2 separate regions of the Homo sapiens genome follow, and region 2 is linked to region 1. A link is an interaction called in ENCODE POLR2A ChIA-PET data of the cell type or tissue named here. Cell type or tissue: PC-9. All regions are shown on one strand.

Region 1 (5,000 bases):
GTTTCATTTTGTTTTTGAGACAGAGTCTTGCTCTGTCACCCAGGCTGGAGTGCAGTGCTCATTATAAGCTCTGCCTCCTGGGTTCAAGCGATTCTCCTGCCTCAGCCTCCTGAGTAGCTGGGATTACAGGTGTGACCACCACACCTGGCTAATTTTTGATTTTTGTAGAGATGGGGTTCACCATATTGGCCAGGCTGGTCTGGAACTCCTGACCTCAAGTGATCCACCCACCTTGGCCTCCCAAAGTGCTAGGATTACAGGCATGAGCCACCGTACCCAGCCAAATCTGTTTGTTTTTTTTTTTAAATAAGACATTTAGGAAATGAAATGAAAAGTATTTGATAACTTCTTTTGTAGCCACTCACTCCTAGATTTTATCATGAAGAATTGCATGACTTACCAATCCACCACCCTCTTGAAATACCAGGGTCATGACATGCCAAAAGCTACCTCCACGGGCTAAGACCTGAACTTGAGTAACAAAGGTAAAATTTGAAATTTCAAAGATGTTCTTTATGAGACCCTAGATTAACTGGGGTTGCATCCAAATGGTTTCATTTGAACTTTTAAATACATACTTCTGGCTGGGCACGGTGGCTTACGCCTGTAATCCCAGCACTTTGAGAGGCTGAGTCGGGTAGGTCACCTGAGGTCAGGAGTTCGAGACCAGCCTGGCCAACATGGTGAAACCCTGTTTCTACAAAAAATACAAAAATTAGCTGTGTGGGGTGGCAGGTCCCTGTAATCCCAGCTACTCAGAAGGCTGAGGCAGGAGAATCACTTGAACCTGGGAGGTGGAGATTGCAGTAAGCTGGGATCACACCATTGCACTCCAACCTGGGTGAGAGAGCAAGACTCCATCTCAAATACGTACATACACACGTACTTCTCAGCCAAGTGGGCACCTACTGTTCTGCTAAGGGATGGAGACATGGACCTGCAGGTTCGCATTCTCCTGGATCTGAGAGGTTATTAGGTCACGTCTGAAGCCTCCATGCCAGCTAAACAAGGAACAGTGGATCAGCAGCGCACCTTGTTTATTGTTGTAGTGCTCCAGTCGTCCATCCCTCTCTCCCCTTGTCTTCTGTGACTGGTCAAGCTAATTTGATTTGACGTCCTGGCATTTGAGATTTGTCAAGTATTGTAACCCTAAGCAGTACTAATATTGAAACCCATACTTGAAATTTATGTAATCCAGATGTGCATGCCAATAAAGCAGAGATGAAATGGCAGGCCCGGATGGGGGAGAGCCAGGCTGGGTGGGGACTGTGTGTGGGGAAGAATTCTGTGGCCCTATATTTTTTCCACATGGTATATACAGCCAAGTAGGATTTTAGGAATTAATATTTTCCCTTAAGAGTAGTAACTGGATTATGAAGTATAGCTTCAAGTAAGTACCAGTATTGGTTTTATTTGTAGCCAAGAATAACTGATTAAGTTTTGAGGAGAAGGAAGGCAATCTATTTTGAGTGCTTTTTAAAACTTTTAAATTGGTTAGGACCCTTCAACAGTGTGGTCTTGGGACTTATTAGTCACATCGAATCAGAACTTTTTTTTTTTTTTTTAACCAAACAAGCAGCACTGGTGAACCAGGATTTGTGACATGGCTCTCTGATGTTGAATTTTTTCTATTTGAGCATATCATTAGAAGTCCCCCCTAAGAAACAAAGACTGTGACCCCTGAGTTGTCAATTCAAAGCCCTCCCACACTGGTAATACCCAAATGCCATTTCTATTTTCTGAGAGCTCAATGAGTAGGTGGATTAAATGTGAAAAGGTTTCTGTTCAGGTATTTGACAGTGGCCTTGATTGGAGCCTCTCTACCGTCTAGCAATGGCCCTGTTGTGTGACTTCCAGGACGACAGCTGTCTTCTCGGGCCATGACCTCTTCCACCTGTGGGATCACAGGACTGTGTCCAGCTGACCCAATGAGAATGGTATAAGTGCTTTATCTCATAGGGAGTTCTGAGTCAAAAATTTTGGTGTTCTTGACATGAAAGATTGGCAGAGTGTATTATTATTCCTTAGTGTTCTGTGCATAATTAACAACCACCCTTAACTAGACCTGGTAGCCCAGGGAAACTGGTCAGACCAGCTAGTGAAAGCAGGTGGAAAATGATCTCGAGGGAAGCACGGAGTCGGGATCCACATTGAGTGGAGGTGACTTGTAGTGGATTAGGGTGCTCATAAAAACCGTGGTTGCAGTTGGTACCAGTGTCATCTGTGGATATTTCTAGGCAGGATATCAAGGGTCAGCTTGCTACTTTAGCCCCCTCTTAAGGCAGGATACAAAAAAAAAAGAGAGCCCTGTATTCAGGGGAGGCATGTGACATGCCATGGTCCCCCATTTCCCCTGCCCTAAACATCTCTGGAGAAAGTCAAGTGTGTGTGGCTTCTACAGCAGGGCTGGATGTTTTTCCCTGGGGTAGGAGGGGCATTTACCTGCTTTTCTTCAGCCATTATTAATAGGGCTCATTCCAGGAGGGGAGGAGAATGGTGCCTGTAACTCAGACTCCCCAGCACAGCCTCGGCCTGCAGGCTTCAGCCCTGTTGGAGTCAGGGCTTGCGTAAGGAATGCTGTCATGGATCCAAGCCAGATAGATTACAAATGATGGAATCTGATGTTTCCTGTTGGGTTTGGGGAAGGGATTCAATGTGGTGTGGGCTTAGGTCCCCACAGTTTACCTCAGAAATAGTCAAGATGCAGGGAGCTGAATGAGGACTCTCGAGGCAGCTTTGCCAGCCTGGAGCCCAGGTGAGTCACTACCACCTCAGAAACATCCTTCAGAGGCCAGGATTCAGGCCCCAGGCGGGAGTCGGAGCATCCAGGCTGCTGGTCCGGTTCTCTCCACTGACGTCATCACCCCCGCTTAGTCTGGAATGGCTGGCAACCTCTGCCTGAGGATGAGAGCTGGCTGGAAGTGGAAAAGCAGGAAATGTTTCCAGATTGGAAACTCAAGGCACGTTTGCGCAATACTGCACTCGGCCAAGACTGTGTGGCTGACCTGCATGCCTAATGGGATCCCAGGTCTGAAACAGGGTTCTGCAGAACCATTGGTCTGACCTCATACCTCCCACCTAGACACAATGATATCTTCTTGGCCAAGAAAAAATGACCTGTATTTTTCTTTTCTTTTTTAATGTTATCCAGCTGAGGTGTGCCTTTAAAAAAAAGAAAAAAATATATACATACACACACACGCGTGTGTGTGTGTGTGTGTGTATATTCCAATCCACTACTTAACGCAGGGATGCAAAGATCATATTAAAACGGCTATAACCAGAAATAAGACAACTGAAAGAATCATAGTATTAATAAAGGGCAAACTGAGAGTCCAGGTGAGAGGAACTGCAGTCTCTGGTGATGGAGTGCAGCCTGGTGGTTTAGAGCTCCAAAATGGAGGCCCGTCAGCCTGGGTTTGAATCCTGGCTCTGTGGCTTACTAGCTGTGACCTTGGCTTCTGTCATCTTCTGTTCTTTTACTTATTGTAAGAAAGGGTGATAGTGCCACATCATGAATTAGTCTAAGACTCGAGTGCACTTCCACGCAAAGTAAGTCCTTAGTAACTGGTAGCTGTTATCATAGTTAAATATCTTTTTTTTTTTTTTTTTTTTTTTTTTTTTTGAGACGGAGTCTCGCTCTGTCGCCCAGGCCGGACTGCGGACTGCAGTGGCGCAATCTCGGCTCACTGCAAGCTCCGCTTCCCGGGTTCACGCCATTCTCCTGCCTCAGCCTCCCGAGTAGCTGGGACTACAGGCGCCCGCCACCGTGCCCGGCTAATTTTTTGTATTTTTAGTAGAGACGGGGTTTCACCTTGTTAGCCAGGATGGTCTCGATCTCCTGACCTCATGATCCACCCGCCTCGGCCTCCCAAAGTGCTGGGATTACAGGCGTGAGCCACCGCGCCCGGCCAAATATCATTATTTTTGAGGCAGGGTCTCACTTGTTATAATTATTGTTATTCCTTCCCTCCAGCCTGCTTTAGAGTGATGCCCATGATGCAGTCAAAGGTGTCTGAGTTCCTTTCACTTTTCTAGATCGTTGCCCCAGTACTAGTGCATAAAGGGATGCAAGGTTTTAGGAACTTTGACCTTGAAGCCAGACTGTGTAGCCACCGTCACTTCTCTCTGGGAGGCTGTTGTCAGATCAGGCCCTGTTCCATCCCTCTCCTCGGAGGTCTGCCAGTGTTACTCAGCCATGAAGCCCATCAAGGGGCCACAGTTCAGATGGAGGAGGAGTCTTTAAGCAGAAGACAGAATGCCTGGGGATGCTGTTGTCTGGGGTCAAATGCTGGCTTCGTCCAGTGGAGAAGTGAGTAGAACCAGCCCACTGTATCCCTTCTGCATCCCCTGCCAGCTTACTCTCTGAAGCAGCAAACCTGGAGTCGGTCGAGGTTCCCCAACAGAGAGACCCCGGGCCTTGCAAGAGCAGGCCTGGACAGCCTGGAGTTTTCTCTCAAAATTGTAACATGGGTTTATTCCAAAACAAAGCAACAAAAGTAGACCCCTGGTGTATCCTTGGCTCACTTCCATAAAGCATCACAACCATTAACCAAAGGAAAAGAAGGCCTGAGCCCTGTGGCGGAAGTCAGGCCAAGATTTTCCTCACTCCCCTCCCTTTCTGGGACCCAGGAATAGTAAAAATAGTAAACATAATTATAACAAAAAATTTAAAAAAATTTTTTTAATTTAAAAAAAGCTAAAAATCATGGAATGTTTGCTAAATGTCAGGACGGTTTAAGTACTTTATATATATTAAGTTATTTAATCTTCCTAGCCTTTAAGAAACGCTATTATTGTTGTTTCCCTTTTACAGATTAGGGGACTAGGGCACAGAGCAGTTATGTAATTTGCTTAAGGTCACACAGCTAGTAGTGGCCATGCCAACTTTAGAACTCAGACAGTCTGGAATTAGAGGCTGTACACTTAACCACAGCTCTGAACTGCGTCTCATGATAGTTATCAAGTTGTTATAGAAATAAACCATATATACGATAAAA
Region 2 (5,000 bases), 1.1 Mb after region 1:
CTTCGCCTGGAATCAACAGCTGAAAGCCTTGCCATATTTGCTTTATCTCCCCATGCTGATAGATTGAGAACAGAGTCTTTGTCACTCACACTAGAGTGCTGTGACGCCATCACAGCTCACCATAGCTTCGACCTCCCTGCGCTCTGTGATCCTGCCACCTCAGCCTCCTCCGTAGCTGGGAGTACAGGCGCGCGCCACCATGCCCAGCTAATTTTTTTTTTTTTTTTTTTTTTTTTTTTGAGATGGAGCCTTGCTCTGTCGCCCAGACTGGAGTGCAGTGGCGCGATTTCGCCTTACTGCAGCCTCCGCCTCCCGGTTCAAGCGATTCTCCTGCCTCAGCCACCCCAGTAGCTGGGATTACAGGCGCCCACCACCATGCCCCGCTAATTTTTGTATTTTAAGTAGAGACGGGGATTTTGCCACGTTGCCCAGGCTGGTCTCGAACTCCTGACCTCAAGTGATCCGCCTACCTCTGCCTTCCAAAGTGCTGGATTTACAGGCGTGAGCCACCGTACCTGGCCTAATTTTTGTATTTTTTTTGTAGAGACAGGAATTCACCATGTTGCCCAGCCTGGTCTGGAACTCCTGGGCTCAAGCGATTCACCCACCTCAGTGTCCCCAAGTGTTGGGATTACAGACAGGCACGAGCCACCACGCCTGGTCCACGCATGTTTATTTGAAAGTATTTTGACACATTGCAGCCCCAAGTATTTCAGCATTCTCTTATAAATAAGAGCAAAATGTTGTTACATAACCACCATACCATTTCCCCACCCAAGAAAATAGTATTTCTAAAATCTAGTTCTTTAAATTTCCCCATTTGTCCCAAGAATGTGATTTTTTTTTTAACCAGAATCAATCTAGATTTACATATTGAATCATTTACTTCTGTCTCTTAAGTAGTCTCACCATTCTTCTCCCCTGGGGCTGTTGTCTATTCGAAGTGTCAAGGACACTTAACACTGCTTTTCTGGGTGTATTTGTTTTTTGTTGTTTGTTTGCTTGCTTGCTTTTGGTTTGGGGGTTGATGATGTCATTTAACTTGTCCCTTCATCTGTATTTCCTGAAAACTTTACAGTTAGGTCTATACTCAGCCTTGATATTTGGGTTAAGTATTTTTGGATAGAATACTTAACATTATATCATTACATTAGCAGGTACTTCTGCTGGGTTCTGTTAGGATGGTTAAGTTTGATCACTTGGTTTAGGGTGATCTCATTGTTAAGGGTCATGTTCCCCTTTGCAGTTAATAATCTGTGAGTTGATAACCGTTTTCTTTAAAATCACCTTATACCTAGTTATCAATTGATAAATCTTGACTAAATCAGCTCTTACATTGGAAGTAGCAAATGGTGGTTTTGTTTTGTTTTTAAAACCCACAATTCTGTTGGTCTGTGTCTGTTTACTGGCTCATACTTTCTGCAAAAAAGACTTTTTTTCTTCCTAAAGATTAAGTATCGCTATGGATTCATGGATTTCTCTTAGTGTGTTAGTATCAGTGATAGCCATTTTTCTTTTGCACACTCAACTTGTCCAAACCTTTTTGGTGGTTCTTATATCTTTTCCTTAAGTCTGAAAGGCAATTTAGACATCTGATTATCAACAAGGAAGTCATCTTCATATAGCCTTTTCTTTAACTTTTTAATAATACATTTCAAACATGTAAGAAAAACAGTATAATATATGAAGTACCTGTCATAGAGCTTCAATTTATGGCTAATCTTGTTTCCTCCATGACTTCATTTGCTTCTCTCACCCCCATTACTTCGAAGCAAATCCTAGATACTGTATTCAGCTTCAACTAAAATAACCATTAAATAACACCTTAAGGATGGAAAATATGAATGAGCTGTACCTTGCTTGATATTTAAGACAATATTGAAAATCTGGAGGAAAAGAGAGTATCCAAAATAACCTGAAATCATGGATGAGAAAAATAAACTCAATGAGACTAAAGAATAATAAGAAAAAAATTAAAACCATTGAATCATGGATTTGCTTTGGAAAAATGCCAAGGGATGGGGTGGACAAAGAGTCCTACAAGATGCAGGTGTAGATTTAGCCTTTTAGTAGCATTGAAGTTCAAGTTTGTAGAATAAACCTGATACTATCTTAAATTTATTACTAAAATATATGGATAGTCATTTTTCTCTTGGTGCTAAGATTTGTGATTTGTGCCCCCTAACAGAGGGAAATTATTGCAGACAAGCAAAATCACTGCTAAAGGTTTATTGCTGTGATTTTTTTTTCAACTCTAGTAGGGAAGTTCAATTTTGCATGTAGAGAGCTATTGGAATTACCTTATAGTGTTCAAGGATCTCTTCTGAAGCTCCTTGCTTATTGTTTTTGCCAGTTTAATGGTGAAAAAACTATTTGCATATAGGTTTACCCCCCTAACAAACATATGATTTCTGTGTGGAATTATGGCTGTATTATTTATTTCATGGTTTTGTTTTTTTGTGTTTGTTTTTTGTTTTTTTGAGATGGAGTCTTGCTCTGTTGCCCAGGCTGGAGTGCAGTGGCACGGTCTCGGCTCACTGCAACCTCCGCCTCCCAGGTTCAAGCAATTCTCCTGCCTCAGCCTCTTGAGTAGCTGGGATTACAAGCACACGCCACAATGCCCGGCTAATTTTTTTGTATTTTTAGTAGAAATGGTGTTTCACCATGTTGACCAGGCTGGTCTTGAACTCCTGACCTCAAGTGATCTGCCTGCCTCAGCCTCCCAAAGTGCTGGGATTACAGGCGTGAGCCACTGCGCCCAGCCTGTGGTGTTTGTTTTTTTTAATGCCTGATTCAACTTTTGATCTCATTCTTAGGTCTATTTAACCTTGTGCACTACTCTTAAGGCATTTAATATGCTGTTATTTAGACATTTTCCATTGGGTTTTGAACTTCTTTAGTTGAAGAGATGATGTTATTCATCTTTATGTCTTAAAGACCTAAGAAATAATATTTTGATGCTTAAAGGTATTCAGTAAATGAATGGATTAAGTTTGCATCTTTTAAAAAAAATTATTTATTTACTATTTAGGTAGAGACGAGGTCTCACTGTGTTTCCCAGGCTGGTCTTGAACTCCTGGACTTAAGTGATCCTCCTGCCTCAGCCTTCCAAACTGTTGGATTACAGGTGTGAGTCCAGCCATATTTCACCTTTTAAATAATGTATAACTTATCCTAGAATTTGGAAGGCCTAAAATACAAGCCAAATGATCCTCAGCTTGGAAAAGCTACATGATTCTAAGAAGCGCAAATTAATTGCTGGTAGTTCTTAACAAAGGAGCATTTAGGCTCATAAATACGTGTTTTTAGTGAAAAATAATTTTGGGAAGATTTAGAAAATAATGAAGAGTATGTGTCCTATTATATACTTATTATTAATAAGGAAAGAAAAAGTTGAAACACCCACAGCATTGAAACCTGAAACCTGGTTTATTTCGTTAGGTAAACATTAGTACTTAAGCTGTTTAGAAGTAACAGTATCGCCAATTTTAGTCAAGGTGCATATATGTGTAGGGGTTAGAAGAGGCAGAGAAAGAGCCAACTATGTGTGTTGGACAATGTGTTTTTTTGGATTTATTTTTTCCAAAATCTTTCTGTAACAGCCCTTCCTAGTTTTCTGCCTCCTATTTTTAGTGATGCTTGTTTGGTGTAACAGTTTTGGGCAGGCAAATTGATTTGATCTTTATTGTTGATATTTCTTAGGAAACTGGAGCATTATCAAATATTCTGTTTGGGGACAGTTGTTCCTAAGAGAAGTTGCTCTGTGCTTAAAGAATGAGAATTGGGTTTTTCTTAGAGATACAGCAGAAAGGTACTGTGTTAGGTGATACTGCATTCCTTCAACATTATTTCAGGGAATGTAGGCATTTACATCCCAGATAGACCTTCAGAAGGGCAAAATCTGTATTTGGGTGTTTTTACCTATTGGACAATTACCCATACCAATTCATGATTTTAAGCTTTTTTTTTTAAATCTTCGATTTGGTGACGGTGATTTTAAGCTTTTCTACCATGTCTCTGAATCTTTCTCTTTAGATAGGACCTACCTGTGAATTTGAGTCTTTTTGTTTTGTTTTGTTGGACAGTTGGTAATGGTGTGAGAATTGGGCTAAAAAAGGGATTTGAGTTGGCAGTTGTTTAAACTATCTTTAGATTAATGGACAACTTAGGATACATAGTAAATATTGAATAAAATCAGAAGGGCAAAGCTTCTGTGTGTCCTAATTAATGTTTTTCTAATGTTTGACTTAGTTTATTTAGTGTATTAAATCTGGATTATTCATATTTGAAAGAAGTCTCATCTTTTAAGTTCCAAACGGTTAAGATTTTAATTTATATTTTGTAGCTATTTGTTTCCTAGGGGATGAATATGCAAGTTTACTAAGCAGATAATGGTAAATATAATTATTTGAACTAATATGTTAAGCCAAGATCTTTTTTTTTTTTTTAATTTTTTTATTTTTATTTTTTCGAGACAGAGTCTTGCACTTTCGCCCAGGCTGGAGCACAGTGGCGCAATCACGGCTCGCTGCAAGCTCCGCTTCCTGGGTTCACGCTATTCTCCTACCTCAGCCTCCCTAGTAGCGGGGACTATAGGTGCCCGCCACCACGCCCTCACGCCCAGCTAATTTTTTATATTTTTAATAGAGATGGGGTTTCACTGTGTTAGCCAGGATGGTCTTGATCTCCTGACCTCATGATCCGCCCGCCTTGGCCTTCCAAAGCGCTGGGATTACAGGTGTGAGCCACCATGCCCGGCCCAAGATCTTTTTTTTTTTAAGTTTTTGAGTTGTTTGTATGTTTAGATTTTTAATCTATGGATGATTTGGAGGGATTAGTTTTGTATTGTAGGATACATGTTCAGTTTCATTCACAACAAACATGAAGTAGGGTTTGGTTGCATTGGTAAAGGAACACAGAACTAAGCTGACATCTGGTCCTAATATCCGGTCTCATTGTGACACCTGTCACATATAGTTCTTTATTATCTGGGCATATGA

The links. ChIA-PET counts read pairs that join two places held together with the same protein. Peaks named below come from ENCODE experiments on the same cell type or tissue, not always from the same donor. Only the 100,000 strongest peaks of a DNase experiment are listed, where the experiment ranks them.
Region 2: POLR2A ChIA-PET joins it to region 1 with 6 read pairs; 1 of 35 experiments calls an interaction of 5 or more read pairs at or near these places.

Annotation. Positions count from the first base shown.
Region 1 is chr11:34,272,784-34,277,783 of GRCh38, reverse strand. The region is part of intron 1 of ABTB2 (ankyrin repeat and BTB domain containing 2); the gene reads left to right. Among named protein-coding and RNA genes, the nearest start is that of ABTB2, 83 kb to the left of the region's middle. In PC-9, no CTCF peak of the experiment used is centred here; DNase peaks (open chromatin) are centred at 393, 2,113 and 2,823; H3K4me3 peaks cover 735 bases; H3K27ac peaks cover 3,219 bases.
Region 2 is chr11:33,154,835-33,159,834 of GRCh38, reverse strand. The region is part of intron 1 of CSTF3 (cleavage stimulation factor subunit 3); the gene reads left to right. Among named protein-coding and RNA genes, the nearest start is that of CSTF3, 4.1 kb to the left of the region's middle. In PC-9, no CTCF peak of the experiment used is centred here; no DNase peak of the experiment used is centred here; H3K4me3 peaks cover 2,152 bases; H3K27ac peaks cover 974 bases.